Regions from separate parts of the Homo sapiens genome. Here region 2 is linked to region 1. Evidence: read pairs that join two places in POLR2A ChIA-PET (ENCODE). Cell type or tissue: GM12878. All regions are shown on one strand. Links, peaks and the distances in the headings refer to the core of each region. The heading gives the core; the rest is flanking DNA.

Evidence for each region. ChIA-PET counts read pairs that join two places held together with the same protein. Peaks named below come from ENCODE experiments on the same cell type or tissue, not always from the same donor. Only the 100,000 strongest peaks of a DNase experiment are listed, where the experiment ranks them.
Region 2: POLR2A ChIA-PET joins it to region 1 with 11 read pairs; 2 of 35 experiments call an interaction of 5 or more read pairs at or near these places.

The regions. Positions count from the first base shown.
Region 1 is chr19:35,673,801-35,676,713 of GRCh38, forward strand. UPK1A (uroplakin 1A) reads left to right here. Exons shown (of 8, transcript NM_007000.4): 6 at 2,040-2,219. Among named protein-coding and RNA genes, the nearest start is that of UPK1A-AS1, 2.0 kb to the left of the region's middle. In GM12878, for the core only: no CTCF peak of the experiment used is centred there; no DNase peak of the experiment used is centred there; H3K4me3 peaks cover 7 bases.
Region 2 is chr19:35,187,782-35,190,694 of GRCh38, forward strand. No RefSeq gene overlaps it. Among named protein-coding and RNA genes, the nearest start is that of FXYD5, 35 kb to the left of the region's middle. In GM12878, for the core only: no CTCF peak of the experiment used is centred there; no DNase peak of the experiment used is centred there.

The DNA of each region.
Region 1 (2,913 bases), core at 130-2,629:
GACCTCCCTGCTCTTAGCCTACACATACTACCTCAACAGAAATGTTGATAATAACAATGATAGTAACAGCACCATTCACTGAGCTAGGTTTCACACTGTTCAAAGGACTTTTATTTTTATATTTTGAGATGGGGTCTTGCTCTGTTGCCCAGGCTGGAGTGATCATAGCTCACTGCAACCTCCAACTCCTGGGCTCAAGTGATCCTCCCGCCTCAGCTTCCCGAGTAGCTGGGAATACAGGTGCGCCCCACCACACCCGGCTAAGTTTTTTAAATTATCTTTTGTGGAGATGGGGGTCTTGCTCTATTGCCCAGGCTGGTCTGGAACTCCTGGGCTCAGGATTGGAGCGATTCTCCCACCTCCGCCTCTCAAAGTGCCGAGATCACAGGCATGAGCCACGAGTGCCTGGCCTCAAAGCACATTTTTTTTTTTCTTTTTATCTTTTTTTTTTTTTTTTTTTTTTTGAGACAGAGTCTTGCTCTGTCGCCCAGGCTGGAATGCAGTGGCGCGATCTCGGCTCACTGCAAGCTCCGCCTCCCGGGTTCACGCTATTCTCCTGCCTCAGCCTCCCGAATAGCTGGGACTACAGGCGCCTGCCACCGCGCCCAGCTGATTTTTTGTATTTTTAGTAGAGATGGGTGTTAGCCAGGATGGTCTTGATCTCCTGACCTTGTGATCCACCTGCCTCGGCCTCCCAAAGTGCTGGGATTACAGGCTTGAGCCACCGTGCCCAGCCTTTCAAAGCACTTTTAAAGCTTTTTTAATCCTCACGACCACTCCATAAGGGAGATCGGCCTTTTAGTGATGAGGAGACCAAAGCAAGAGGTTGAATATCTTGCATGAGGTCACACACCTGGTAGGTCACAGAACTGGAAGGATTCAAACTCAGACTTCCAGGTTTGAAGAGATACAGTCTTCCTCAAATCCAACATGATATTGCACTGGAAAAGGAAGAAATTGGCTGGGTGCAGTGGCTCAAACCTATAATCCCAACACTTTGGGAGGCAAAGGCGGGCAGATCACTTGAGTTCAGGGGTTCAAGACCATCCTGGCCAACATGGTGAAACCCTGTCTCTACAAAAAATACAAAAATTAGTCAGGTGTAGTAGTGTGCGCCTGTGATTCCAGCTACTTGGGAGGCTGAGGCAGGAGAATCACTTGAACCCAGGAGGGGGAGGTTGCAGTGAGCCAAGATGGCGCCACTGTACTCCAGCCTGGACAACAGAGGGAGACTCCGTCTCAAAAAAAAAAAAAAAAAAGAAGAAGAAATTGAGGACTCAAGGAAAACTGAGGCGTCAATGTGGCCCAAGTCCTCTAGCTAGCCAGGATTTGAACCCATGTTTGAAGGGTGCCCAAGCCTATGTTTTCCTCATTCAGGAGCCACAAATTAAACACCTGGATTCCTTACCAAGGCCAGGAAAAGCCAGAAATCTGCCCTTTTTGTGTTATTTTATCAGCATAGTTGTTGATAAAAATATTTTATTTTATTTTATTTTTTGAGATGGAGTTTCATTCTTGATTCCCAGGCTGGAGTGCAGTGGCACGATCTTGGCTCACTGCAGTCGCCACCTCCCGGATTCAAGCAATTCTCCTGCCCCAGCCTCTCAAGTAGCTGGGATTACAGGCGCCCACCACCACACCCGGCAAATTTTGTATTTTTAGTAGAGACGGGGTTTCATCATGTTGGTCAGGCTGGTCTCGAACTCCTGACCTCAGGTGATCCATCCACCTCGGCCTCCCAGAGAGCTGGGATTACAGGCGTGAGACACCGTGCCCGGCAAAAATATTTTAAAATAAGTCAGAGGTGCAGGTTTAATCCAAATCCCCCATCAGCCTCCTGGTCCTGGGACAAATATTGTCTGCACCGTGCTCACACACACAGACACCCACCGGACACACTCGCTTGGAGGCCCAGGACATGGGGAAGTTGGGCCCAGCTGTGTCAAAGGCCAATCCTGCCCCTCCTTGCTGTGTGACCTCAGGCAAGCAACTGTCCTCTCTGAGCCCGAGCCTGCCTGACCCCCTGCTTTTCACTCTAGCAAGAATGCTGTGGCACATCTGGTCCCATGGACTGGGTGAACTTCACGTCAGCCTTCCGGGCGGCCACTCCGGAGGTGGTGTTCCCCTGGCCCCCACTGTGCTGTCGCCGGACGGGAAACTTCATCCCCCTCAACGAGGAGGGCTGCCGCCTGGGGCACATGGACTACCTGTTCACCAAGGTGTGGCCGTCTGCCCTGCTCCATCTGTCTATCCATCTGTCTGTCTTCCTCTGGTCTCTGCTCCCTCTCTGATTCTCTCTTTCTCCCTCCCTGTGTCTGTCCGTCTAGCTTTTTCCCTCTCCTCTTCCCCTCTCTGATTTTCTTGTTTTCTTTTTCTTTCTTTCTTTCTTTCTTTCTTTTTTTTTTTTCAAGACCGAGTCCTGCTCTGTCACCCAGGCTGGAGTACAGTGGCACAATCTCAGCTCACTGCAGCGTCTGCCTCCCGGGTTCAAGGGATTCTCCCACCTCAGCTTCCAGAGCAGCTGGGATTACAGGTGCGCACCACCCTCTTGGCTAGTTTTTGTATTTTTAGCAGAGACGGGGTTTGACCATGTTGTCCAGGCTGGTCTCGAACTCCTGAGCTCAAGTGATCCACCCACCTCAGCCTCCCAAAGTGCTCAGATTACAGGCGTGAGCCACCACGCTGGGTCCCCTCTCTGATTTTCTAGTGCTCCCCCAACTCTCTCTCAAGTCAGCAGGATGCACCCAGGGTCTGTCTGAACCAGACCTGGCACCTACAACTTTACTCAGGTTGTCCGAGAATAAGAGCAATAATAGGGCCGGGCGCGATGGCTCATGCCTGTAATCTCAGCACTTTGGGAGGCTGAGGAGGGCAGATCACTTGAGGTCAAGAGTTCGAGACCAGCCTGACCAA
Region 2 (2,913 bases), core at 100-2,599, 490 kb before region 1:
TTTTAATTTTTGCAAGAGTTTGAGAAGAATTGGTATTAGCTCTTCTTTAAATTTTTAGAAAAATCTGCCAGTGAAGCTATCTGGTTCTTGGTGTGTGTGTGTGTGTGTGTGTGTGTGTGTGTGTGTATGTGTGTGTGTGTCTTTGGTCATTAATTCAATCTCTTTACTTATTAGAGGACTATTCAAATTGTCTGATTTCTCTTGAATCAGTTTCAGTAGTATATGTCTTCTAATAATTTATTTCAACTGGGCGCAGTGGCTCACGCCAGTCCCAACACTTTGAAAGGCCAAGGCAGGTGGATCACTTGAGGTCAGGAGTTCGAGACCAGCCTGGCCAACATGGTGAAACCCCATTTCTGCTAAAAATACAAAAATTAGCCAGGCATGGTGGTGGGTACCTGTAATCCCAGCTACTTTGGAGGCTGAGCAGGATAATCGCTTGAATCCGGGAGGCTGAGGTTGCAGTGAGCCAAAATCACACCACTGCACTCCATCCTGGGCGACAGAGCAAGACTTCATCTCAAAAAAAAAAAAAAAAAAAAAGAATTTACGGCCAGCACGATGGCTCATGCCTGTAATCCCAGCACTTTGGGAGGCTGAGGAGGGTGGATCACTAGGTCAGGAGTTCAAGACCAGCCTGGCCTCAAGACCAGCCTGGCCAACATAGTGAAACCCTGTCTCTACTAAAAATACAAAAAAATTAGCCAAGAGTGGTGGCGGGCGCCTGTAGTCCCAGCTATTTGGGAGGCTGAGGCAGGAGAATCGCTTGAACCCAGGAGGTGGAGATTGCAGATCGCCACCATGCCTGGCTAATTTTTGTATTTTTAGTAGAGACAGGGTTTCGCCATGTTGGCCAGGCTGGTCTCGAACTCCTGACCTCAGGTGATCCTCTCACCTGAACCTCCCAAAGTTCTATGATTACAGGCATGAGCCACTGTGCCCAGCCGCATGATTTTGATTTTAATTTTAAAATCAAAATTTTATACAGATTTGTTTTGTTGCCTAGTGCAGGTTCTATCCTACAGAATATTCTCCGTGCAGTCGAGAAGATTGTGTATTCTGCTTTTGTTGGGAGAAGTGTGCTATAGTTGTCTGTTATATCTGGTTGATTAATACTGTTCAGATCTTCCATTTTCTTGTTGATTTTATGCCTAGTTGTTCTATCCATTATTGGAAGTGAGGTACTGAAGTCTCCAACTATTATTGTGGATTTGTTCATTTCTCTATTCATTTTTATTAGTTTTTGCTTTATGTATTTTGGTGCTTTATTATTAGATGTATATGTGTTTATATTGTTATATATTCTGATGGACTGACCGCCTTATCATTATACAATGCTTCTCTTTATCTGTAATAACTTTTTTGTTACAAAGCTTATTTTTTCTGACGTTAGTATTGCCACTCCAGCTTTCTTGTAGTCACTGCATGATATATTGATATATTGTCTTTCATCATTTTACTTTACATTTTTGAATCTTACATGTTTTTCCTATAGATAGCTTTTGGCTGTATCTTGGTTTTTAAAAAAAATCTAGTCTGAAATATTTGACTTTTAATTGAATTGTTCATTTCATCAACATTTAATGTTATTATTTATACAATTGGATTTACATCTGCCATATTAGCTTGTGTTTCCTACAAAATTTCTTTATTAGTGCCAGGGGTTTTTTGTTTTATTTATTGATTGATTTTATATTTATTGAGATTTTCTACATAAACAATCATTTCAACTGGGGATGGGAACAGTTTTATTTTTTCCTTCCCAATCTATATGCCTCTTACTTCCATTTCTTGACTTATTACACTGGCTAAGACTTTCAATATGATGTTGAATAGAAATGGTGAACATGCTTGTCTTGTTCCCAATCTTAAGAAAGAAAGCATTCATTTTTCACTGTTTGGTATGATATTAGCTGTAGGCTTTTTGATGCTCTTTATCAGGTTGATGAAGTTCTCTTCTATTCCTAGTTTGCTAGGATTATTTTTTGCAAAACAAAACAAAACATGTATGAGTGTTTTATTTTGTCAATACTTTGTCTGCACCTATTGATATAATCATGATTTTTCTTCTTTAGATGGTTAATATGGTAATAGTGATTGATTTTAAAAAATTGGACCATTGTTGCATTCTTAGTATAAATCCCATTTGGTCATAGTTTATTGTATTTATTCATTTATTATTATTATTATTTTGAGACAGAGTTTCACTCTTGTTGCCCAGGCTGGAGTGCAATGGCAGGATCTCGGCTCACCCCAACCTCTGCCTCCTGGGTTCAAGTGATTCTCCTGCCTCATCCTCCTAAGTAGCTGGGATTACAGGCTGTGCACCACCATGCCTGGCTAATTTTGTATTTTTAGTAGAGATGAGTTTTCTCCATGTTGGTCAGTCTGGTCTTGAACTCCTGATCTCAGGTGATCCGCCCACCTCAGACTCCCAAAGTGCTGGGATTACAGGTGTGAGCCACCGCGCCCGGCCGGTCATAGTTTACTACTCATTTTACATATTGCCGAGTTCAATTTGCTAACATTTTATTGAGTATTTTTGCATCTATATTCATGAGGAGTATTTTAGTTGTGTTTATTATTATTTTTTGTACTGTCTATCTGGTTTGTCATCAGGGTAATGCTGGCTTCATAACATGAGTTGGAGAGTATTTCTCCTTTTGTATTTTCTGGAAGAAATTATGAAGAATTAGTGCTATTTCTTCTTTAAATTACTTATTTAAAACCATTGAAACCACCTGGGCCAGGAGATTTTTTAAAATGGCATTAACTATACATGCAATTTATTTAATAGTTACTAGACTATTCATATTATCTATTTCAACAGTGGTGAATGTAGTAGCTGGTAGTTTTTGAGAAATTGGTCCATTTCATCTAAATTTTGATATTTATGTGTATAGAGTTATTACT